Regions from separate parts of the Mus musculus genome. Here region 1 is linked to region 2. A link is a loop called in an ENCODE intact Hi-C map of the cell type or tissue named here. Cell type or tissue: left cerebral cortex. All regions are shown on one strand. Links, peaks and the distances in the headings refer to the core of each region. The heading gives the core; the rest is flanking DNA.

The links. Peaks named below come from ENCODE experiments on the same cell type or tissue, not always from the same donor. Only the 100,000 strongest peaks of a DNase experiment are listed, where the experiment ranks them.
Region 1: a loop joins it to region 2, with 3 times the contacts of the local background. A loop is called at or near these places in 2 of 42 quality-filtered maps.

The regions. Positions count from the first base shown.
Region 1 is chr3:96,587,899-96,600,189 of GRCm38, reverse strand. It overlaps Polr3gl (polymerase (RNA) III (DNA directed) polypeptide G like), which reads left to right and starts at 6,009. Exons shown (of 8, transcript NM_027241.4): 1 at 6,009-6,106. Ankrd34a (ankyrin repeat domain 34A) reads right to left here and starts at 3,554. Exons shown (of 2, transcript NM_001024851.3): 1 at 3,382-3,554; 2 at 412-2,824. The coding sequence starts at 2,708. The coding sequence ends at 1,221. It overlaps Gm52628 (a long non-coding RNA gene), which reads left to right. Exons shown (of 2, transcript XR_003954672.1): 2 at 1-608. In left cerebral cortex, for the core only: a CTCF peak has its summit at 5,737; DNase peaks (open chromatin) are centred at 5,176, 6,071, 6,627, 7,815 and 6 more places; H3K4me3 peaks cover 4,762 bases; H3K27ac peaks cover 5,151 bases.
Region 2 is chr3:96,257,068-96,269,358 of GRCm38, reverse strand. H4c14 (H4 clustered histone 14) reads left to right here and starts at 6,042. Exons shown (of 1, transcript NM_033596.3): 1 at 6,042-6,425. The coding sequence starts at 6,055. The coding sequence ends at 6,366. It overlaps H3c13 (H3 clustered histone 13), which reads right to left and starts at 705. Exons shown (of 1, transcript NM_178215.2): 1 at 204-705. The coding sequence starts at 665. The coding sequence ends at 255. Gm20627 (a long non-coding RNA gene) reads left to right here and starts at 11,609. Exons shown (of 3, transcript XR_375857.2): 1 at 11,609-12,291. In left cerebral cortex, for the core only: CTCF peaks have their summits at 5,878 (motif pointing right) and 7,607 (motif pointing left); DNase peaks (open chromatin) are centred at 5,989, 6,959, 7,516, 8,942 and 1 more place; H3K4me3 peaks cover 2,448 bases; H3K27ac peaks cover 3,118 bases.

The sequences.
Region 1 (12,291 bases), core at 1,374-9,373, 330 kb before region 2:
TAGGGTTGGCTAAGAGACCTGGGACTATGGAGGTTAGAAGAAAATGAATAAAGGCACACCTGGTGAAATGAAATTAAACCCTGTATTTAAAACAACAACAAAACCTGTGTGGTCAAGATGTAGGAAGTAGCATCTGCTTATGGAGAAGAGGGGCAGTAAGAATCTTAAATCATTAAAAGTCAGGCATGGGGAGGCTGGGGGGAGGCCCACCAAATGCCTTAAAACCTCAGAACACAGGGCCCATTTGCCTTTTCTTCTACAACCACTACTGGTCAGTTGGTCTCCTGGAAAGAAAGTAGCTGCAGCCTCTAGATTGGCTCCCTGAGTAGTTGTGACTGTAAGTCTCACCCTCCCATGCCCTCTCTCTTCACCCCCCCCCCCAACCCACACTTTCAGGCAGCAGTGACAAAACAGACTTCTGAACACATTTATTTGACAAGTGGTAAGAGGACTGACTTAGGCTTGCTCCCCACTTCTACCTGTGGGGGGTTGTTCATAAGCTCAGACACACAGAAGAGCAACTTTGAGCCCATGACCTACCCCTGGGGTAAACAAGACAATCTGGAGTGGTATATGTGTGTGTGGGGGGCACAGGGAGGGAATAAAAAGCAGGAAACTGAGAAGTGGAGAGCGTGGAAGGCAGCAACAGAAGTGAGATTGGGAGCTGCTTTGGGAACCCCAAGAACAGTGAAGAAGACATCCTGAAAAGCGGATGGGAGCAGGGTGTGAACAAGGAGCCAGGCATGGAGAAGCAAGGCCTGCAGAATGGGGCGAGATAGTCATGAAGAGAAAGCAGACTGTGCGAGGGGATGCTAGGCCACGCTGCAGGGCACACAGGGAAAGCAAGGGTTCTTCAGGAGGGGCAAAGATACAGGAGACCAGCCATGAGTGGGGGCTCCCTGCTGCTTCGGAACAAATGTGAGTCTGGGACCCTAGCACAAGTGGTCCTCTGTTGGTGTGCTGTGCCTATGGGTCCCCAAGTAATCCCATGTACTTGTGACATGACCAGGGCACGATTGCGTGGGTCTACACACCCGGTAAACACAGTATTTATCCTTCTCGCTAGTAAGTGTACTGTGCTTGTGGACAGACACATGCTTACCCATGTGTGCGTGCACAGTGCCAGGAGCACATGCAAGAGATCCCGTGTCCGAGGTATCAGCTGGTTCTCCCTCTATCAGGGTACTGACCCTCCCCCTCCTTGGCGCCCCTCATTTCCTTCAGCGCCCGGGTTCCCCAGGCCCACCTAGACTCTGAAACCCCCCTAGCAGGCGAATCTGCTCAGTCTGCATGGAGTGGCGTCTCACCAACTTGCGCTTGGTCCTGGGAGACCCTGGTGCCCCAGAGGGTGGAGGGGCAGGCAGTGAGGGTGCCCGACCTCCGGGTTGGGGACGAATGTCGGGGATGGGAGGGTGGGGACTGACGTTGAGAGGAGGCAAGAAACCTGGTCGTGTTTGCGAGATGTGGTCCAGGAGCAAGGTCCCGGAGCCCCTTCTCTCTAGCAGCCCTGGACTCCGCCTCCGTCCGCTCAGCGGGGATACAGCCCCGGGCAGACTTTCCTGGGACTGGCGTGGGGAGGAAACTGAGCCCGCTGGAGGGAGGGTCAGCGGAGAGGCGCTGTATCGCCGGCGCTCCAGGGATAACCGGCTGGACTCGGGGGAGTCAGGGCAAAAATGTCCAGGGGTGTCGAGCTCCACCGGCTCCATGCGGCTCAGTTTTTGCCTTAGCCCTGAAGGAAGACCAGACTCCTGAGCCTCGGGCGCAGTGTTTCGGCGCGAGAGAGGACCCCCACCCGTCACTTTCTCCGCCCATGGGGGCGGGTCCTCCGGGCCTTCGGTGCTGTGACGCCGAGAAAGACGCGGTCTCCCGGTCAGGGTCAAGCCATTGAATTCAGCAGCCAGACGCTCCAAACCGGGCCTCCCTTCTGCAGGAGGAACCGGTTGAGGAGGAGCCACAAGGCCCCAGGGCTCGGAATTGAGCCTTTTGAGTGGTTTTGGAGGATGTCGAGGTGGCTTGGGGAGAGGCTCGGAAGGGGAAGGGTCATCAGGGGGCTTGGGAAGAGGAAATTCAAAAATGTCTCTTTTCTCCTCTTCTTCCTGGGCGCGAGGGGATAACAACCCGCGCCCTCCTCCTGCAGTCTGCAGTTGGACTTCTGAAGGCGATGTGCAGACCCCTGGACTAGGAGGAGCGGGTGCAGGGTCCTCTACCCCTGGGGACGGTGGGGAATTAAGATACTGCCTGGTCTTCTTGGTGCCCGAGGGCGAGGTATCCGTCGTTATGATGATGACCTCCGTGCCCTTGGCCTTGCAGGCGTCCAGCAGTGTGGCAAGGGTCTCGCGGTCCCCTCGGTCCAGGGCGTGGACAAGCGCCGAGGCGCCAGCGTGATCTCGAACTGAAGGGTCTGCGCCGTGGGCAAGGAGCAGAGAGGCCACTGCGGCTCCCCCACCCCCGGCGCAAGCATGCATCAGCGCGGTACGTCCTAAACGGTCTGCGATGTTGGGATCCGCGCCTTGCTCCAAGAGATAGCGTACCATGCGCGCCTTGTTCTGAGGGTCGTCGTAACGGGCCCTACAGGCCGCCATTAGCGCAGTCTCCCCCTGGGCATCACCCTCATTCACGTAGGCTCCTCCCTCCAGAAGCAAACGGGCCAAGCGTAGCTTACCCTGTCCCACAGCTCGAAGAAGAGCGTGGCCCTCGGTGTGCAGCATAGCTGCGGCTCGGGCAAAAACACCGATGGAGCCGGGACTGGGACCTGCCGAAGATATCTAGGAGTATGGGGGTGGTGGTTGGGAGAGGCCTGAAGTCTCGGTAGTGAAGCCTATCCCTGTGAAAGAGAGAGAGAGAGCTTACTGACAGGCTCAGCAGGGAAACTGAGGCACCGATGAACGAACCTGATGTATGACGGGGGGGGGGGGATAAGTGCAGTCTTTCCTTTTGACTTCTGTCTTTGAGCGGTCCCATACCCCCCCCCCCCGCACACGCATGCCAGAGGAGGTGGGAAGGGTGCACCACCCGCACTGAAGGATGAGAGCTCGTGCATATACGTACATGCACGCGCACAGATATTCCCACCCCCCATTCGCACCCCACGGCTTATCAGACCTTTCCAACATCCCCCTTTTCTTATCCACACTTGGAATCCCCCTCTCTAGGATACTGAACGCCACCCACCCACACACATGCACCCGTACAGTCATACACATATTTCTATTCCTAACCTCTTTTAGATTGCCACATCCCCAAAAACTGAGGGGGGGGGAGAAGCAGATTGCAATTGGGACCTAAAGGGGTGGAGGAAGAAGTGGGGTTTCTTTTGCTTTTGCCATGTTCCCCATTGCTCCTTGTTCTTCCCCCTCCCAGCCTGTACCCCCAAATAGATACCTGAATGTCCGCATAATCTCTGCCTGGCCAGGATTGAGGCCGGGGCCATGGGGGCCTCTGGGTTGGAGGAGCCGGGTACCTGGGGACCCACATGGCGTGTGTGGGGGGGTACCCGGATTCCCTTGGTGTCAGTATCTGTGCCCCAGCGCTGAATCCTGGTCCCTCCTCCCGGTGCGCCCCGGGCACAGCGCCGGCTCCGGAGGAGAGAAGGGGGGCGGAGCTCTTCTGTGCTATTTATAGCCCAGTCTCTGCGGGTGGGGGCGTCCGGCACCAAGCCGCTCCCCACCCCCATGCGCACACATATAAACCTATAAACCCCTAAGGGGGAAAAAAAGCACCTAGCGCCTCCAATCTTGACTTCCCATTCTTATCCCACCTCCCCAGCCCAAACAAACCTAAGCGCTCCTTAGGGGACTCTCCCACGACCCATTCAGGAACCATCCAGATTCTTCGTTGATCTTCAACAGATCTCCATGAGCTTCGGTATGCCAGACCTGACTGCCACACACGGCATATGGCACACTGTGCAGAGGGGTGTAGGGAGGCGGTTGGGATCTGCAGCGGCGTCCACAGAGCAGAGAGGCAGGAGATGTGGCTCCCTTCCCGTAGTTTAAATATCAGGGAAAGTATAGCCTGGAATCAGACAACAGTCTATCCCCGCTGCACCCCTCTCAAACATCACACACCATAGAGACACTTGGATCTCATTTCCCTTGGGTCCCATTAGGAATGTAAGGAAGGTGGTTTTCCCAGGGAATTTTTAGGGCAAGGGGCCGTCCCAAATTCCCTCTTTACAGTATTTTAAGGGGTGTGCATAGGAGGTAGAAAAAGGCAGAGTGGTGACCGGCCCCTGTTGCACAGATGTGTTCATTACATCTCTACTCCCTTAGACTCATTCTTCCCTCTTCCTTGAAGGTCCCTGCCTGAATCACTCATCTCTTCCTATCTGTTGCTCACTGCCTCTGCCTCTCCGTGCCACCTGCCCTGTCTCCATGGTTACCAAGGCTTCCATCTGCATAGTTTAGGGATGAGTTTGTGTCCAGCTGGAAGGTACCAAGGAAAGTGGGGGCATCGGATGGGTATTAAGGGTTTGGAAAGCTCACCGAGGGTCTTAGAGGACTCAAATGGTGGACGCCACCAAGTACAGATACAAAAAGTCACGTTCCTGGGAAAGGAGGAGAAACAGCCGGAGGGAAATCACCCACTTTTATTAGCTATTGATGTGTGCCGAGAGATGTGCATACATACATCATCTCCAACCCTCACAACTCAATGAGGGGGGAACTATTGTCTTCCTGCAACAAATGATAATGAGGTTAAGCAAGTTCCCCCAAAGCGCTACAGCTATGTTTTTATACTATTCCAAAAACGGAGTATGTGTCATCCACATGCAACTTCCCAGTCTAGAGGCCATTTTCTCTGACCTCTGTCATATTCTTGTTGACTGACTCCTAGTTTTACATCCATCCTGAAGTATTTCCCTTTACTTCTACTCTGTAAAAAAAATGACTCTTTCTATTCTGCCCTCTTTCCTTGAAGGGGCTTGAAGGGCAGTGGAAAGTACAGAAAGAAAAAACCCACTGGGTTCCTGCCTTCTCTCCCCAATTACTGCTCTGGTCCCAAGCCCCCTTCTCTCCCTCACTTCTCAGACACCGCAACAATCCGCATTTGGGGCCTGAGCTTGGTAGCAGAGTCAAGAGTATCAAGAGTTCAAGGCCAGCCTAGACTGGGTAGCCAGACCCTGCCTTTAGAGAAAAAAAATCTTTTAAAGATTATTTATTAGTAGTGCTGGTGACTGAGGAAGAATAATAAAGAGGGTGTGTGTGGTATGTGTGTGTGTGTGTGTGTGGTGTGTGTGGTGTGTATGTGATGGCCTAAGCCAGAAGAGGGCGCGGGAGTCCGGTAGTTGGGAACCTCCTGGAGTGTTTCTCTGTGTGTGTGTGTGTGTGTGTGTGATGTGTGGTGTGTGTGTGTGTGTGTGTGTGTGTGTGTGTGTGTGTGTGATGTGTGGTGTGTGTGTGTGTGTGTGTGTGTGTGTGTGTGTGTGTGTGATGTGTGGTGTGTGTGTGTGTGATGTGTGGTGTGTGTGTGGTGTGTGTGTGGTGTGTGTGTGTGTGTGTGTGTGTGTGTGGTGTGTGTGTGTGTGTGGTGTGTGTGTGTGTGTGTGTGTGTGTGTGTGTGTGTGTGGTGTGTGTGTGTGTGTGTGTGTGTGTGGTGTGTGTGTGGTGTGTGTGTGTGTGTGTGTGTGTGTGTGTGTGTGTGTGTGTGTGTGTGATGGCCTAAGCCAGAAGAGGGCGCTGGAGTCCGGTAGTTGGGAACCTCCTGGAGTGTTTCTGGGAACTCCTGCAGGCACAGCTGTTAACAGATGAGCAGTCTGGTTTCTCTGACCCAGGGCTACATTTCCCAGCAGCGGTTCTCCTCTTCTGGCTCCGCCACGTGTCTGGATGAGCTCTGAGTAGCAGGACATCTTAGCCATCTAGTTCGGTCTGGGCATAAGAGGTGAATTCTGCAGCCCCAGGTCTCAGCGCGCCACTTCCCAAGCCTCAGTTCCGGTTAAGCTCGCTCCCTCCTCCTCCCCTCCTCGCCCGCCTCCGCTCTCGTCGATTGGCCAGGAAAACCCACCAATGGAGAGCTCGGGGAGGCGGGCCTAGAACGAGGGCTGGAAGAAGAAAAGCAAATTTCAAGTTGGCGGCTGCGTGGGCCCTGAGTGGGGGAGGGACGGCAGGTAAGGCTTCGACCTGGTGGCTCTGACCCGGTTTGGTTCGGTACTTCCCGAATTAGTCCCTCGGCGCCGACAGCGACGTAGATAACGCTTTCTGTCAGCCTGTTGGATCAGCCCCCTTCTAAATCCCTCCCCTTTTTCCCCGGGCTCTCACTGCTGTCTTGACTGTACGCCGGAGACAGCTTGCTGTCGCGCCTGGGGACAGATATTAAAGCAGGAGAGGAAGGTTCATTCTTGTAGCTCAGACTCTTCTATGGTACCAGCTTCTCCCGCACCCATTAACGTAACATTAGCCCCCTGTCAAGAGCCTGACAGATTCTTATTACCTATCAAGTCAACTGAACCGCTACCCTCTACCCACCACTTTCCTAGACCACCGTGAAGAATTTATTGATCCCCGACCTGACAAAGTCCGATTATCACTATTGGAATCTCTTTAATTTTTAAAATTACATTATTTGTGTGTGTGTGGGGGGGGTACGTACAAGCCATGGCTTACGCAAGGAGGTCAGAGGACAACTTGAGCTAGTCAGCCTGTTTCCTGGCCACTTGGCAACACGAGTATTTACCATCTCACGAGGCTGACTTTTTCCATCCCTCCCATGCTTTTATCGGCAGACTCTTGCTATGTAGCCCATACTGGCCTCCAGTTTGCATTCCCCCTGCCACAGTACCCCCGGTGTTAGGATTATATGTTCTCTTTCACTGTTTCTATTCTATGAACGGAAGGTTTGATGGGACAGATTGGGGTACTTAATACATTGTGTTCAGTAAGCGTTAATCGAGTGGAATTGATTTGTGGGAACCAGTGCTCTTGTCAAGGAGGACAAATTTAAACTCCTGATATAATTAGGGAACAATAAAAGACAACATTATATAATTAGGGGTCTTTGAACTGGTGGTTTATTGCATTAATGTTTTATAGTTATTCTCAGACCAGAGAAGGAAAACAACAAAAAGAACCAGAAGGGAGTCTTTGTGACTCACAGAGTCTGTAGACACATGTTCAAAAGACAGATATTTACTGAGAACCTACTACATAGCAGACACAGTGCTAGACAACCGGGATCACAATGAACCCTCTGATAACATCTATTCAATAAATTGTTATTTAGTATGTGGGAAAATATTTTCGAAACCAGTTCTTTCTATGCAGGGCAAACAGGCTGACCTCCAACTTATGACCCTCCTGCCTCACCCTTTCTGGGATAACAGGCTTGTACCACTGCACCCCAAATAAGCTTTTTTCTTTTAAATTGAGAAATGTGAGTCCGGTCTTACAAATGCTAAGCATTCATTCTGCCCCTGAACTACACCCCTAGCTCTGAAACAGCATCTTTAGGAAGAGAACTCACTAGCTCTTTTCAGGTCGGTCCACTCTTTCACTTTTTCCTTTGAATTTATTCAACTTAAACTTACTTATTATTAGTGGGCCTGGGTGGAGTGTGTACCATGGTGCATATGTGGAGGTCAGGCTGGCCCCAAACTCACCATGGAACCAAAGATGAATTGAAATTTCTGAATGACAGGCTTGGCCCAAGGCTTTCTGCTAAGCGAGTGTGTTGTTGCTGTTGTTGTTGTTGTGAGGGTTTGCTTATTTTCTTTAACTGGGGATTGAATTGAGGCCCTAGTGATTTGCTAAGTAGGGTTCCACCACTGAGCTATAGCACCCACTCGTCCTCTGAATTCTTGTGTGTGGGTGGGCGTTTGGTCTGCATGTGAGTCTTTGTACCACTTGTGTGCTTGAAACCCTCAGAAGGCAGAAAAGGGTGTTGGGTTCCCTGGGACGGGTTACAGACAGCTGTGAGTCCCTGTGTGGGTCCCGGGGAATCGAATCCCAAGTCCTCTGGGAGAGCAGCCAGTGCTCTGAGCCACTGAACCATTCTCCAGATTTCCCCTGCATTCTTGAAAACGAAGCATCCTTTTTACTTGTTGATTGTAGGATATACATTTATTCCACACAACTTTCAAACACATAGTAATATAAGAGTGTGCATTATTTCATAGCCCTAAGGTAATAATGATGGTAATTAGTATTTTACAACTTTAAACTTTATTGTTATTTTATGTACTTGCACACTGGTGCCACCGCATGCATGTCAGCGTCAGAGGACAGCTTTGTAAGGTTATGTCTCCCTTGCACCTTAGTTGGTTCCAGGGATGGGACTCAGGTTCTTGGACTGGCACTGACTTTATCTGCTGAGCCATCTTGCCTGCCCCTGATACTAGTATTTAGACATATGTACTCTCAGTTTATTCTGTATATATGCAAAACTTTTTGTTTTATAAGTAAATAGAGCCACACTATAAATTCAATTTTGTATCAAGAATGAAAACATTAAAAAAACAACAACAACAGATAAATATGACTTTATATTGTAGTCTCCTTCACCCCTAAACACTCCATATTATTAACCTCCTCCCTTGAAAATGGCTTGTTTGGGGGTTTTTGTTATTTGTTCTGGATGTTGTTGTTGTTGTTGGGTTTTGCTTTTTTGTTTTGTTTTTTAAAGATGCACTTATTATATTTATGTGAGCTCACTGTAGCTGTTTTTCAGACACCCGAAGAGGGCATCAGATCCCATTACAGATGGTTGTGAGCCACCATGTGGTTGCTGGGAGTTGAACTCAGGACCTCTGGAAGAGCAGTCAGTGCTCTTAACCACTGAGGCATCTCTCCACCTTTGTTTTGGTTTGGTTTTTGGTTTTTCTAGACAGTCTGTTTCTCTGTGTAGCCTTGGCTGTCCTGGAACTCACTCTGTAGACCAGGCTGGCCTCAAACTCTAGATTTCTGCCTGCTTCTGCCTCCTGAGTGCTGGGATTAAAACCAGGCTGTTTTTGGTTTGTGGTTTTTATCATCTATTATTAGACCACTTATATCATTTCAGAATTTGTTGTTTGAAACAAGGTTTCACTATGTAGTAGCCCAGGCTGACCTGGAACTCCATAGATACCTCAGACTGACCACTTTCTGCCTTAGCCTTCTTTTTCTTCTTTTTTTTTAAAGATTTATTTATTTATTATATGTAAGTACACTGTAGCTGTCTTCAGACACTCCAGAAGAGGGCGTCAGATCTTGTTACAGATGGTTGTGAGCCACCACATGGTTCAAATGGTCCCATGGTCCCATGTGGTGGCTGGGATTTGAACTCCTGACCTTTGGAAGAGCAGTTGGGTGCTCTTACCCACTGAGCCATCTCACCAGCCCTGCCTTAGCCTTCTTGAGGTGAGGTGAGAATCACCATGTCTAGTTTATTTCAGAACTTTTGCTGCCATAAATAGCTCTTTAGCAAACATTGTGATACTTTTATTGCCGAATATGTGACTATTTAGGACAGATTTTAACAGTAGGATTTCTAGATTAAGAATAAAAACACAGCCTGCTAGTGGTGGTGCGCGCCTTTAATCCCAGCACTTGGGAGGCAGAGGCAGGCTGATTTCTGAGTTTGAGGCCAGCCTGGTCTACAGAGTGAGTTCTAGGACAGCCAGGGCTACACAGAGAAACCCTGTCTCAGGAAAACAAAAACAAAAACAAAAACAAAAAACAACCAAACCAAACAAAACAAACAAATAACAACAACAACAAACAACTCAAGAGATTGTTTAGTCTTCCTTGGAGGTGTGCTTCTGTTTTAGTTGGCTTCCTATTGTTATGGTAAAACACGAGGAAAGCCTTTGTTAAGGGAGGAAGTGTTTATTTGGTTTACACTTCCCACTCAGTCTTTGATAAGGGAAGCAGAGGCAGGAACCTGAAGGCAGGAACTGAAGCAGAGGCCATGGAGGAGATGGAGGAGAGCTGCTGATTGACTGCTCTCTAGAGCTTTCTCAACTTCTTTTCCAGACAGAGCAAGACCATCTGCTCAGTGGTGGCACCCCTCACAGCAGACTGTGCCCTCCCACACCAATCATCCATCAAGAAAATGCCCCACAAACTTGCCCACAGGCCCATCTGATGGAGTCATTTTCCCAATTAAGGTTCCTTCTTCCCAAATGGCCCTTGCTTGCATCAATTTGACAGAAAGCTATCCAGCACAGCCAATGTCCATCTGAAGGAAATCTCACCACAGTCTGATTATAATTGTTTAACTTTCTGTTAGTTCCTTATTAGGTAGAAAAATGGTTTTATCAGGCCAGGGAGATTGCTCAATCCATAAAACCTGGATTCATTTCCATGGAACCTATGTTAAAGCAGGGCAGATGTGGTGGCCTGAGCTGTCATTCCAGCACTCCTATGTTGAGATGGGAGGTGGAGACTTGGTGTTGGGGGTGGGGGGGATATACTGGAGAAGCTCTCAGGCCAGCTGTGGCAAGCAAGAAAGAGCTGGCCTGTAAAACCAACCAGGAGGTGAAGACCAACACTCAAAGTTGCCCTCTGACCTCCACAAACGTCAAACACTCACACATGGGTGAATTATACACACACATACACAGGTAAAAGTAACTTTTATTCACCTGAATAATTGTTGTCTCAGAGGTGTACTGCCTCTCTCTGCTCTCTAGGACTAGTCCTGGAAGCTTCTAGCCTCTGTAGAATCTTTTTTGGTTTTTGTTGTTGTTGTTGTTTTAAAGATTTCTTTATTATTAGAAGTAACCACCTTATTTAGGTCTAGACTTTTTTCAGCCTTAGGCCTGTTACTGAATAATCTCATCCTTTTATTTATTTTTTTGTTTTGTTTTGTTTTTTGTCTTGTTTTGTTTTTCGAGACAGGGTTTCTCTGTGTAGACCAGGCTGGCCTCGAACTCAGAAATCTGCCTACCTCAGCCTCCCAAGGGATAATCTCATTCTTTCTAGCTCTTTCTGAGCTCTGGCTGGCTGTTTCAACTCAGCTGTTCTGGTTAAAACTCCTCTCCAAGCTGGCTTATTCAAACTGGCTTCTTCTCTGCCTCTGAATTGCTCCGCTTGGCTTCTAACTAACTCCAGCAATCTTTTCTAATCTGGCTCCTTCTCATTCTCTTGCTCATCCTGCCTTCACCTGTGTCCAGCTTGTTCTCTCTTCAATCTGTCTCTGTAAAACTCTCCTGGTTCCTCCTCCCTCTCTGCTGCTCCACTCTCCCTCTCAATGCTACTGCACTGCTCTCCCCGGACTCTGCTGTATTCCTGCGCTGCACTCTCTTCTGAACCGTCTGTCTCTCCCTTAAGTAGCTTCCCTTTCCTCTCTTCTCAGTTGGGAATATCCTATTCTGTCAAATCTTTCTCTAATTCATCGCCTTGTCTGCCACTCAATTAGACATCACTCTCAAACATGGGTGCTTCCTTCTACAAACTAACCTTACCGTCACTGTTTGGAATTAAAGGTGAGTTCTAAAGTTGTGGCTGTGTATTCCAGCCGGAGGGGTTAGAGGTGTATAAGGGCTGAGCCACCCCCTAACTGGAAACAGGTTCAAAAGCCTGTAACATATATACAATACATACACACATACATGCATATATACAATTATATTTTTTAAAGCAGAGGCTCAATGATTGGAGGGTGTACTGTTCTCCATTTCTATTTCCCAGCACCCATCTGCAACTGCAGCTGCAGGGGACCTTAGGCCTCCATTTGCAACTCACATGCAACACCCACAAACACACAATACACATGATTTGTAATTAAAATAAATATAAAATTTGAAAGAAGGAAAGAGACCAAGTATGGTTTTAACTCTAGCACTTGGATGGCAGAGGCAGGCAGACCTCTGAGTCTGAGGCCAGCCTGGTCTACATAGTGAGTTCTAGGACAGCCAGCACTATGTAGAGAGCCTGTCTCAAATAAATAAATAAATAAATAAATAAATAAATAAATAAATGTGGCTTTATCAACCATTCTTTTGTCAATTTTCTGTTCATATTTTTTGTCATTTTTTGTTGTTGTCTATCTGTTTTGAGTCAGTCTTCCTATGTACCCATATGCAGAACAGGCTGGCTTTGAACTCACAGAGATCTGCCTGCCTTTGCCACAAGTGCTAGGATTAAAGGCAATAGATGCCGTGTCCAGCATTTGTTCTTTTTGTTTTATTTATTTATTTATTTATTTATTTATTTATTTATTTATTTAAAGCCTAGGCTTGTCTAGAGTTTGCAATACCCCTGTCTCAGTTTTTCTGGAGCTGGAATTACAGGCATGTTCCACATGCCCCTCTTACTTGCTGTTTTTCCCTCTAGTGCTGGGGATTGGTCCTGGGGGCTTGCTCCTCTTGGGGAAGAG
Region 2 (12,291 bases), core at 2,512-10,511:
TCACAGTTCTGAGACCCTAATTAGAACTCCTTTTTTGGACTGGCCCATATTTGAGTAGTGAGCTCAAGACCAGCTCTAAATGGAATAAACCTGGGATAAGGAATGTGATTACTGGTAACTGTTAGGCCTGACACACTTGAGGGCGTATTTGAAACACTGAAAATCAATTTGCAAAGCTGACACAGCTACTTTCATCGACAACGTAGGTGGCTCTGAAAAGAGCCTTTGTGGGGGATGGAAGGGAAACAGGGCGCTTAAGCGCGCTCCCCACGGATGCGGCGGGCCAACTGGATGTCCTTGGGCATGATGGTGACGCGTTTGGCGTGGATGGCGCACAGGTTGGTGTCCTCGAACAGCCCCACCAGGTAGGCCTCGCTCGCCTCCTGCAGCGCCATGACGGCCGAGCTCTGGAAGCGCAGGTCCGTCTTGAAGTCCTGCGCGATCTCGCGCACCAGGCGCTGGAACGGCAGCTTGCGGATCAGCAGCTCGGTCGACTTCTGGTAGCGCCGGATCTCCCGCAGCGCCACGGTGCCGGGCCGGTAGCGGTGCGGCTTCTTCACGCCGCCCGTGGCCGGGGCGCTCTTGCGGGCGGCCTTGGTGGCCAGCTGCTTGCGCGGGGCCTTGCCGCCGGTGGACTTGCGGGCGGTCTGCTTCGTACGGGCCATATTTTTGCGACTTCGGCTTGCAGACGCCAAGTGGCCATACTTATAGACTTATCTTCGTCTTGATTGGGCCCAGAAAGCAGGAGTTTCTGGACTTGCAGTCTGATTGGGTAGAATTCGATCCTATTTGCTGAGTTTCAAGATGGTTACACTATTCCTTCTCTCCTGATACTTTTCCTTCCTGTATTTATGAACCGCAGAGGGTTTTAAAAAGATAGTGCTTTTCAGTTGATGTAACTTTCCTAAATGCAGTGTTTAAAGTGTTTCTCACGCAGTGTGCTCTTCTAACAGGTTTCTTTGGAAACAAACTTGCCCTTTTCATGTTCTGCGATTCACTTTGTAGCGAGTCACCAGATACTGTAGCTCTTCTCTGACAGTTAGCATTTATTTAACTTCAGGCTTTGTGCCCAGTGATTTGAACGCATTGTACCACGGCCGAAAGATGACAAAACGATGTATAGTGAAAGGAACCAAATGCAAACTTAAGTTTTACCTATTTCGAAACCCTACCAAAGCCGGTCTTACATTTACTGCACACTGACTATCGTTATGTATGGCGCTCCCGCCTTTCCTTCTGTCTAGAGTGCGTTCCTTCCACCTCCCTTCTACACTAACGGCCAATTAAGTCCTGCAGATGAAATGTTTATATAACAGAAGGATAAGACTAGAAGTATTAATACCGCCTTTCCAGTGGAGAACAGCTACTAAATAGTTAAACCTGTCATCTAGATGACAAGTCAAAATAACTTTCAAAGCAAATGAGCACTTATTTATTTGATTCTTTTTCCTTTTCTTTTCGAGACAGGGTTTCTCTGTGTAGCCCTGACTGTCTTGGACCTCACTCTGTAGACCAGGCCGGCCTCGAACTCAGAAATCCACCTGCCTCTGCTTCCCAAGTGCTGGGATTAAAGGCGTGGGCCACCACAGGATTTCTGTATGTAGCCTTGGGTTCCTGAAACTCCCATCTGTAGACCAGGCTGGCCTGTTTCTGCCTCCTGAGTGCTGAGATTAAAGGTGTGTGCTACTATGGCCTGGTTCAAAGTAAAGCTTTTAATAGCATGCCTGATTTTTTGGTAAAAAAGCATTGTATACCAACCTTCTTAAAATTCAAACCCAAAAGTAAAAATAGGCCCAAGATATTTAAAACTTTCCTAGAGCTGACAAAAATGTATTATCTTTTCGCTGAAATTCAAGTAAAATGAAATTGATTTTAAGGAGATTCCAAAATACTAAACACAGGTAGCAGTTTGGCAGTTTAATTAATTTAAGAATCCTTCAGGAGCAGAAGTAACCTCCAAAATATGGCACAAAAGTATCACTGATGGGAGCTGTTACCTTCCTGTGGTCATTTCTTAACAGCCGGCAATGCTTCCTATAAAAGTGGATCAGTAGGTAAAGCCTTGAAACACAGAAACATCTTCATATCGTACAATCAAACCATTCAGGGCTTCTCAAACGCTGCTGACCTTTCCCATTAGAAGGGGACCTGCCCTGTGGGGCTGGATGGTGCCCACACCAGGTATCGTGTTTCCTGGTAAGATTTTCTTTGTAATGTATGTACTGGAGCACAAAGCATGTGGTGTTTATTTAAATCAGAAAGAGATTCTCAAACTTCAGACTCTACTTCCCCCGTCTGAGATTTTTATTTCTGTCCTCATCAGTGTTTAGGTAATAATAAGTGAAAAATTCCAGAAAAGAAGTCAGGAGTCTTATTTTACATTGTAAGTCTATCCTCTCATGGCCTCTCACCCCGGACATAAATCATCCCCTTGCCCAGCGTATCCTTGCTACCCATGACTTATTTACTTAGTAGCAGCCTCCATTCAAAACACCTGCCAAGGCTTATGTTCAGGTAACCTTGATCTTATGCAATAAGGGCTCCAAAGTGCAAACAAATTTCACTAAAGGTGATTATTATTGTCTACTTTACTATAGTTTTGACCTATTTATTGAGCCAAATTCATAAGTTAAAATTTACCATACACATTTACACATATACTAAAGGAAACATACAGTGCTGTATATGTTTATGTAATGTACAGCATTGTCTGTATATTTAGCCATTGGCTGGGGATCTTGGACCACTTCCTCTAAGAGGAAGAGAAAGCGGCTGTATTCAGACACAGAGTCCAGGAGTTGTAGGGTTTATTTTAACAGACAGTAAGAAAGTCAAGAGTCTTCCTCTTGTCTAGCTTCTACAATTATACCTGTAAGAGGTTTATACTCTTCAGAAATGAGGATGCTATTGTAGATGTGAATTCTATGGCACGAAACTAGAAATCAAGAAGTAAACTTTGAAGGTTATCAGTGTCTCTTCCAAAAAAAGATAATCCTCGCTGCCCAGGCAAATTTAATCTGTATTCCTTCTGCTGCACATTGCCTTCGTCGACAACCCAGTCATGTCGCTCAGCTGTGCTTGGTGTCTACCCGACACTAGAGTGATATTCATGGGAAATTCTGGATCGAAACTTTGACCAGAACAGGGGTTATGATACAGAAGAAACTGCTTCTCTGCAGTTATTTCTCAGAAATGTCCTGAAGTTTTTCATTAAAAATTACCCCCCCCCAAAAAAAAAAAGGCCAAGCAGGGTATAATGGCACAGAGGCAAGTAGATCCAGGTGAGTTCCAGGACAGCCAGAGCTACAGAGTGAGACCCTGTTTCAGAGAAAACAAACCACATTGCCAGGGCCTAAAGTTTAGAGACAGAGAACTGGGATCTTATTAATTGGGGGTGGGTACAAGAAGCTCAACTTTTTCCATACAGTGAAAAGCAAACAAAAAAAATTAAATGAACTATTAGGCATGTAATATTTTATATGTACTTATATAAACAAATATATATGTATTTTATATATTTGTTTTTAATACAAAAGCATGGACTAAGTTTTGTGTTTGGGCTCAAGAAACCCCAGAGTTAGAGTCAAACACGAACTTGGACCAGGTGAATTTTGGTCTGTTGGCTACTCAGGCTATTTACCTGGTTTGCTTTGATTTTGAATAGTCTGCGACCTAGGACCAAACTAAGAAACCATGGGTATTTGGGACCTTTTTCTTACTCCTTTTTGAGGTGGGCCAGTACCTCCAGTATCCTGCCACTGGATAGAAATCAGTTCAAGTCTCCTTCCTACTGATCAGTCACCATTACTGCCTATACATGACAACTTAGTATAATTAATAGTTCACCGAATGTTCTCAAGTGTAAAAGTATAATACAATATTTCAGAGTTATATAAGGTGTTGTTTAATTCTCATGAGATCTGAAGAAATGTTATCAGTTTTTATTTTAAGGGCTTTTTTTTTTTTTTTTAAATTTAGGGGTTGGTTTTTTTGTTTGTTTTGTTTTTTGCTTTAACCTCCATATTTCTTAGTTGGAATTGAATCTGACAAGAAAAGATAGGCCAAACAGTTGTTTCCTTCTAAATATGTGTATTGAGCGTAAACATGGGAATTCTCAAAAACTGAGTAATTCAAAGAGGGTGGTTAGAATTTGGGGTCCACATACCTAAAGTAGGGGAAAGATGACGGAAGAAGGGACACTTATGGCAAAGTCAAATGACTTTGGGAAATAAATCACCCTTAGGAGAATAGACAGGGACAGGTTAGTCCTGAGACAGCGTCTGTCAGGAGTGGGCTCAGGTCTCACCCCTGAAAAGAGAACAACGTTATTGTTGCCCACCCCTGTCCACACCCCCTTCCCTACTCCCTTCCCACCCCCTTTCCCACTCAGGATTTTCTGCAAACAGGATAAAATATTGATATCTTTTGCAGGTTCCACTCTTAAACAAATCTCAACCCTTCTGCTCAAAATGATTCTCATGTCCGAAGTAGGAGAATATTCTTGATTCCCTTCACCTGAAAAGATGGTAGACTCTGAGTCTGCCTCAGGCCCTGGTACCAAAGCCCTGTCAGCCTGGCACGTGGTTGTTTTATTTTACAAGGAAAGAGGCAAAGGCAGGAGCTGTCCACCCATAAACAACTATTGAGCCTCTACTGCACTTCACCTTAAAAAGAAAGAAGACACAGAAATCACATCCCATTAGGGACATAGTCAAGGATGTGGAGAAGTCCGCACAATACAGAGATATGAAGCAACACAGCTTCCAGGGGTCGCCATGGGAATGAGAAAACAGCGGCTGCGGGATGGAGAGGCTCTGAATTCTAGGGTGCTAGTTTGGGCATGGAGGCATGTCTACAAACAGGATCTATCCATCAAGAGACGTGTATGACTGCCCAGGGTTACTGGGGTAGGAGGGAGCTCTCTTCCCTCTAAGATCTACAATTCACAGGTCTTAGGTTTAAAACATTTGAGTTGAGAGGGGAGTCTGAGCCCCCAGCCTAAGGTGACTCAAAACCTACATCTATCTACATGTCTGGAGCCAGAAAATCTGGATAGAAAAAAGGTGGTGGTGGTGGTGGTGGGGATTCATGAGCACATATAGATGTTAGAATAAAGGAACAGTCAGAACAAGGCCTATCAGATCACTTTAAAAACAAGTCCCAACCAACCCACTACCGTTCTTTCTGATGCAGAATGCTTTCTCAAGATTCTTCTATGGGTGGCCCTGGGAACGACGGACATACTAGAAGTACAGACTCCAGTTCATTTCCCAGGGCGTCACTGTATAAAGCAGACACACACTTGAAAAAGTGAATTTTAGTCTACTGCATAGTAGAGACAGTTTGGAATAACTGAAAACAAAGGGCGGGCCTCAAAGGACTTGTGGAAACGAGCGTAGCAGCATTCCCGGGCTGCTCGGCTAGTCAGCGGGCCTTTGGGTAGAAGAGCGTGGAAACCCACTGACCTCGGTGAAAAGGATCGGCGGCATCCTCAGTTTTCCTATGATCTAGTTTCTGCTTGATCTGAATAATGTGTCTCTATCAACGAAACAGGCGACTGTACGCAGAAACGCCCGCGACCTTTCCCTTCCACACACATTCCTGGGTCCTCTGCTTTCGATTGTCACGCTGGTTACTGGAACTTTTGCTGCGGTTTTTACCTAACAGGAGCTCCGGGCCCTTCAGTGCAGCGCACTCCCCCCTCATCTCTAACTTTCTCTTTCTCCGGTCTTTTGTCTTTTTAGCGTCAGTGCTTTCTAAAGTCTGTGTTATCTCTAAGTTTTATTTGGAGGAATCTGAATTCTCCGAGGGACTTCGGCACCATAATTAAGAAAATCGAAAATAAAAAAATAAAGGCTTGAGACTGTAAGGAACCGGTAGAGGGCAGAGAAGAGAAAAGAAAAACAGGAAGATGATGCAACATCCAGAGCCCGGATAATTTAGAAAGGTTCCCGCCCGCGCGCTTTCAGTTTTCAATCTGGTCCGATCCTCTCATATATTAGTGGCACTCCACCTCCAATGCCTCACCAGCTGGTGTTTCAGATTACATTAGCCATGTCTGGCAGAGGAAAGGGTGGAAAGGGTCTAGGCAAGGGTGGCGCCAAGCGCCATCGCAAAGTCTTGCGTGACAACATCCAGGGTATCACCAAGCCCGCCATCCGCCGCCTGGCTCGGCGCGGTGGGGTCAAGCGCATCTCCGGCCTCATCTACGAGGAGACCCGTGGTGTGCTGAAGGTGTTCCTGGAGAACGTCATCCGCGACGCAGTCACCTACACCGAGCACGCCAAGCGCAAGACCGTCACCGCTATGGATGTGGTGTACGCTCTCAAGCGCCAGGGCCGCACCCTCTACGGCTTCGGAGGCTAGACGCCGCCGCTTCAATTCCCCCCCCCCCCATCCCTAACGGCCCTTTTTAGGGCCAACCACAGTCTCTTCAGGAGAGCTGACACTGACTTGGGTTGTACAGGTAATAACCGTGGGTTTAGACTCGGTAAGGTAAAGACGCTAGTTTTCCTTGTGACTCAACGCTACTAGGTGTTCCGCTTTTAGAGCCATCCACTTAAGTTTCTATACCACGGCGGATAGATAGCATCCAGCAGGATAGCTCACACTGGGAATTTTAATTCCTACTTAGTGTGTGAGCTGGTTGTCAGGTCAAGAGACTGGCTAAGATTTTCTTTAGCTGTTTGGAGCAGAATTGCAATAAGGAGACCCTTTGGATGGGATGACCTATGTCCACACATCAAATGGCTATGTGGCTGTGTCCCTGTGTTTCCAATGAGTGGCTGTGCTTGACCGGATATTTGGTATTGTTTCTATGGCCCCACAACCCACCTTTTATCCTTCCTCATCTTCCCAAAAGATTTTCTTCAGGCCATGTTAGAAAGCTAGCTGCCTAGATGGAGGTCACGTAACCCTCTGCGCCAAAAGGCTACGTAAGAGAGACCGGGCGTTGTCCTGCTGCTGATTGGCTCAGTGGAAGAGTTAGGCGTATGGCCTCCTGCAGAATAAAGAGCTGGCAGCAGAAGCTTGGGCCGGACAGGCGGGAGACAAGCAGGGACAAGAACGGAACAGGGATTTAAAGAGACACGTGGTGGGACACAGTGGCAAGAAGTCGGTCGGGTTAGGTAGATGGGTTAGCTGAGGGACTGTCTCAGCAAACAGGCCAACAGCTTTATTGTATCCAGATGTCTCCGGTGTCTTTACAATTAAACACCAAGCAGGACCCCCAAAAGTCCTCGCAAAACTCCTCAGTTTAGGCATGGATCTAGGAAATAGTGGACTGGGATCGAAGCTCTGCTGGGATACAATTGCAACGACATTTTAATGTCCCATAACATAAGCAAGCCAGGTGGTGACAGCTATAATCCCAGCAAGTCAGGGAGGAAACAAGGGTTAGGGGTTCAAGGACCACTTCTGCATGGTTTGGGGGAAAGCCTGAACCACAAGACCCTGTCACAAACAAAACAACAAAACAAAGCAAGCAAGCAAACAAACAAAAAACCCCTTGAGGGTTGGAGAGGGGACTGAGAGGTCCTGAGCTCAAATCTCAGCAACCACATGGTGGCTCACCATCTCTAATAGGATCCGATGCCCTCTTCTGGTGTGACTGAAGAGAGAGGACCAGTGTATTCGTATACATAAAATAAAATCTTAAAAACAACAAAAAGAAAAGAATGTATAGTCAAACAAACAAACACAAAACCAAACCACCGTGAACAATAAGTGAGTGGAGGCACACTATATTATTTAGTGAAAGAAAATCTTAGAAGCCACTCAGGTGTGTGGTGTGTTGGGACCTGTTTAGAAAGAGACTTGCCAAAACATGTGTACCGTTGATCAGATGGTGCATTTTAATTTTGATAAGGCAAAAGCAAATTCTCAACATGGCCAAGAACGCAGTAAGCCATTCTCTATGTATGCATCTATATTCTGTAGCACGCTGATTTGGGTTGAACATGTTATTGGCTGTGGGCTTGTTTTTATTTTATTTTTGCTATTGCATATTAACCTTTTACTCAGGTGAGATGACGTGCAGCCTCTGCATTCCGTTTCACGATCACTTATGAAAATCCAACTTCCAATCGGAGAAGTTGGATTTTAGTGTATATCACCTCGGGTATACTGTGAGGATCACCATAGGAATATAGTTGTGTTGATCCACCTATAATTATTGTGGTTAAAGGAAATACATTTTAGATAACTATATGCAATTGTAAGAAGCATAACTCAGACCATGTTTAATGTGCTCTCCCCCAATGGTAATGTTTTACAAGACCGTATGAGGCAACCAGAAATTGTCTCTGGGAAGAGTCAAGATTCAGAAGCTGGCATCGGCCTTTGCTTATGAAGGAAGAGGGGAAACTGACTTACTAGAGAACACTAGAGTCCCTGGTGAGCCAAGCAACAACGTCCTGATTGGCTCTTTCAGCCAATGGGACCTTAATAGGGAAATTGGTGAAATGCAATGAGTTTCTCCTATTGTACCAATGTTCATTTATTTGGGTTAAAGGCAATGCGTTACATCAGGAGAATCTAAGGGAATGGGATAGAGAATCTCCTTTATTATTGGGATATTTTCTGTAGGCATAATTTTTTTGCAACCTACTTTTAATAAGGGTTCGATCTCTCTTCTAGCGACCACCCAGCAGAGGGAGTGGAAGAGAAAAGTTACTAGGATAAGTGGGAATGCTCAGCAATAGTTCTTTGGGGCAAGCTTGAACTTCTTGGGCAGCAGTTCAGTCCCATAGCAAACACCAAATAAGACTCAGCAGCTGTGGACCAGTCCTCTAGGCAGGCAGACACCAGGCACGAACCAGCAGCTACAGTCCAGTTCTCTCAGCAAGCAGACACCAGACAGCTGTAGTTCAATCCTGAAGAAACCACCAGGCTCTCCAACCTGCCTGAGGCGAGGCCGCTGAAGTGGCAAGCTGCCCAGGAACCTCATGAGCAGTGAGTGGGTGAGTTTCTCTCAATGTCTCACAAGGCGAACCAATATGTGTGTGTGTGTGTGTGTGTGTGTGTGTCTTTAGCGAAAAATACTGAGGCAGAGCAAACCAAACCAATGCTCAGTGCCTGTCTTCCACTGTTTGTGAGGTCACATTTATACTCCTTCATCAAGCATTCTTTCACATGTTCCCTGTATCCAAACATCCTTTCACCTCTGTCTGCTTCAGGAAAACAGTCTTTCATGTGTTTGCTTTAGCAAGACATTCTTTCACCTGTGTGCTCCCTCAAAACATCATTTGGCATAACTAACTTTCCAAAAAACTAGAAGTTTTCACTTCAACTTTTTTTCCCACTCTTTATTCTTTAAATTTTTCATGCATATATATATGTATATATATATATTATATGTATATGTATATATACATATACATATATATATATATATACATATATATATATATATATATATATATATATAGTATCTTGGCCATATCTACCCACTTCCCCTCAGACCAACCCCCATCTCCTCTCCCTCCCAACTTGATATCTTTTAATCATTCTTTCTTTTGAGGTGGGTGGTTGGGCAGCAGAAACGTTGACTAAGCTCTGGTTAGCAAATGGTTTGGGGCAGATGATCAAGGGAAGCTGGGTGTCTAGATCCCTGAGGAGGGATGGCATATGAAGAAGCGAACCTTGTCTGAGTTTGGAGATGGAAGATCTCAGAGGAGCAGGGTAGCCTTGGCAGCAAGTGAAAATAAGATCCCGAGAGAATCCATGAGACCTTTGAGGTGATGTAAAATTAACTTTTATTCTGATATAATTGTGGTTTGAGAGGTTTACTGCCTCTATCTGCTGACCTAGATCTACTCCTGGAAGCTTCTAGCTTCCATACAATCTAATCAAGGCCTAGAATGTTTTCAGTGTCTGAGACTTGCTGTTGAATAAGCTCACCTCTTCCTAATTCTTTCTGAACTTTGGCTGGCTAGTCCACTCAGCTGTTCTGGCTCTAACACCTCTCCAAGCTGACTGATTCAATCTGGATTCTCTCAGCCTCTGATTACTCTGCTTTGCCTCATATTAACTTTGGCAGTCTGTTCCAATCCTCTGGCTCCTCTCATTCTCTGGCTTGTTCTGTCTAGCTTGTTCTCTCTCTGCAACCTGTCTCTATACAATTATCCCAGTAAAACTGTCTCCTCTCTCTCTGCCCCACCCCTTAAGTAACTTCTCTCCCCTTTCTTCTCTCTTTCTGTAAGAGCTGGGCACATCCTATTCTGTCAAATCTTTCTCTCATTCACTACTTTGTCTGCCACATGACTTTCAAATTTAGCGTTTCCTTCTACAAACTAACTTTACCTATATTGTTTGAGATTAAAGGTATGTACTAAGGGTGTGTCTGTATTCCAGCCAGAGGGATTAAAGGTGTGTGCGAGGAAGGTCTAAGCCACACCATAACACAACCTCAGGGTTCACAGTGTGCTCAATTATCTTGCAACAGGGTGAAGCAGAGGATAGGTACCTACTGAGGGGGCTCACAGCCTCCAGATCACAGAGAAGCTGGAAAGTCTAAAGAGTACAGCCTGCCTGATGGGTGGGGAAGTTGAGTGGCTTTGGCATAGAAAGGAGTTTGACTGGAGGATTCTCTCAGGCTGTAGGGTAGGGAGGAGCAAGCCCTGCTTGGCAGCTTGGGAAACGAGGTCTCAGAGGAGTGGGCCTATGCACTGGAAAGGAGCGGACTGACCTGATTGGCTCAGGATGAGAAATTGTGGAGGAGTTTAGGGGTGGAAAGGAGTGAGGCTACGTCTTAAATACAGTTTTCAATTAAATTTGAGTGCAGGTTTGTTGTTGTTTGTTTGTTTGTATTTTATCTTTGCATTCTTTTGAGGCCTTCCTGCCTTAGCATAGCTGTAGTCCACCAGCTATTCATATTGTTACTGTAATGTGCCTGCCAGTCACTGACCCAGAAAAATAAGGACTCAGAGCAGGGCCATGCTGACCACATACCCCGTTATATCCTGTATGTTTTAAGGTTTGTTAATATCAAGAAATTCCACAACTATAAGCTTCCTGAAGGACTCATCAAACTAAAGGTCAACATAAAGTTATGTCTAAACTGACCCGAGTCGGGGCTGCCACCAGGCAGCACATCCTGCACCCGTGTTTGAGCTCATTGTGACTTTTGTGGTTTTAGCCTTTATAAGCTGACACAGAAAAATATTCCTGGTCATGGCCTCAGACCCTGAATTCTGAGCTATAGCCCTGATCGATCAGGGTTAGGGTGTGCATTTAATAAACCATCCCTGTTTGACTGAATCGGTGTTCATGTGGTTTGTGGGCGACTCCTGGACCCCAACACATTTTAGTTTTTATTTGCAAAATTTGGTGATATGTGTAGGTCGGAGGAAAAATACTAGGCCTTCTCCTCAAAAAAATGAACTATATTTTATTGGTCTTCACTTTCGGTGGCTCTCAACAGCATTAAGTACTACTATAGGGAGAAGTAGATTTAAGCATGATGCTTAATAGATAAATGCTGTCTTAGGAAGGGATCTTAATGCTGTCAAAGGAAGGGATCAAGACTTGATCTTGACCTCCAGAAGAAATAGATGGTGTACACACACACACACACACACACACACGGGGGGGGGGGGGGGGGCTCGGCAGTCCAAGGTACCAAATACTGAATATGATGAGGAATCTAGATACTTTTCTGAATCTCAAACTACAGAAATCAGTATGTTTTGGGGAATCAGGGGAGTCTGGGCAGAAGGAATGAGCTTGTGTCCGTTTTTGGGAAATCCAGAGTGCCTGCCATCCTAGTCAGTTAGGTATTCAGTAACCGAGAAGCAGGGACTGAGGGGAAATTGCAAGGACAGCATTTGTGACCCTTTGAGCTGAAAAAGAAATGGGCTTCCCTTTACAAACTCACCAACAGCTTGCTATCCTAGTTCATGTCATGCTGTAACTCTCACTGCTAAGGGCCTTGCAGATAAACACATCTGATCTTGCTTAAGTGCTCTCAAACACTGGCTCACAAAGGTTTAAAGAGAACTAAGCAAATAAAAGAAGCAGAGAACATTTCCAGACTCAAGTCGGTAGTTATGAAAGTGAGATTTTACATCTATCAGCATGGGGCACCTGAGTCTTGCTGCAGTCTTACTGAGACTGACTGATTTGGAAAATCTGGGTTTATGGCCCAGCGATTTGTGGTTTAAGTAAAAAATATAGATGGAAAGAGTTGCTTTATTTGCCAAGCATTTGAGGCAAATGTAGAGGATGTAGAAATTAGAAAAGTAAAGACTTTTTTTTTTTTTTTTTGGTTTCTTGAGACAGGGTTTCTCTGTG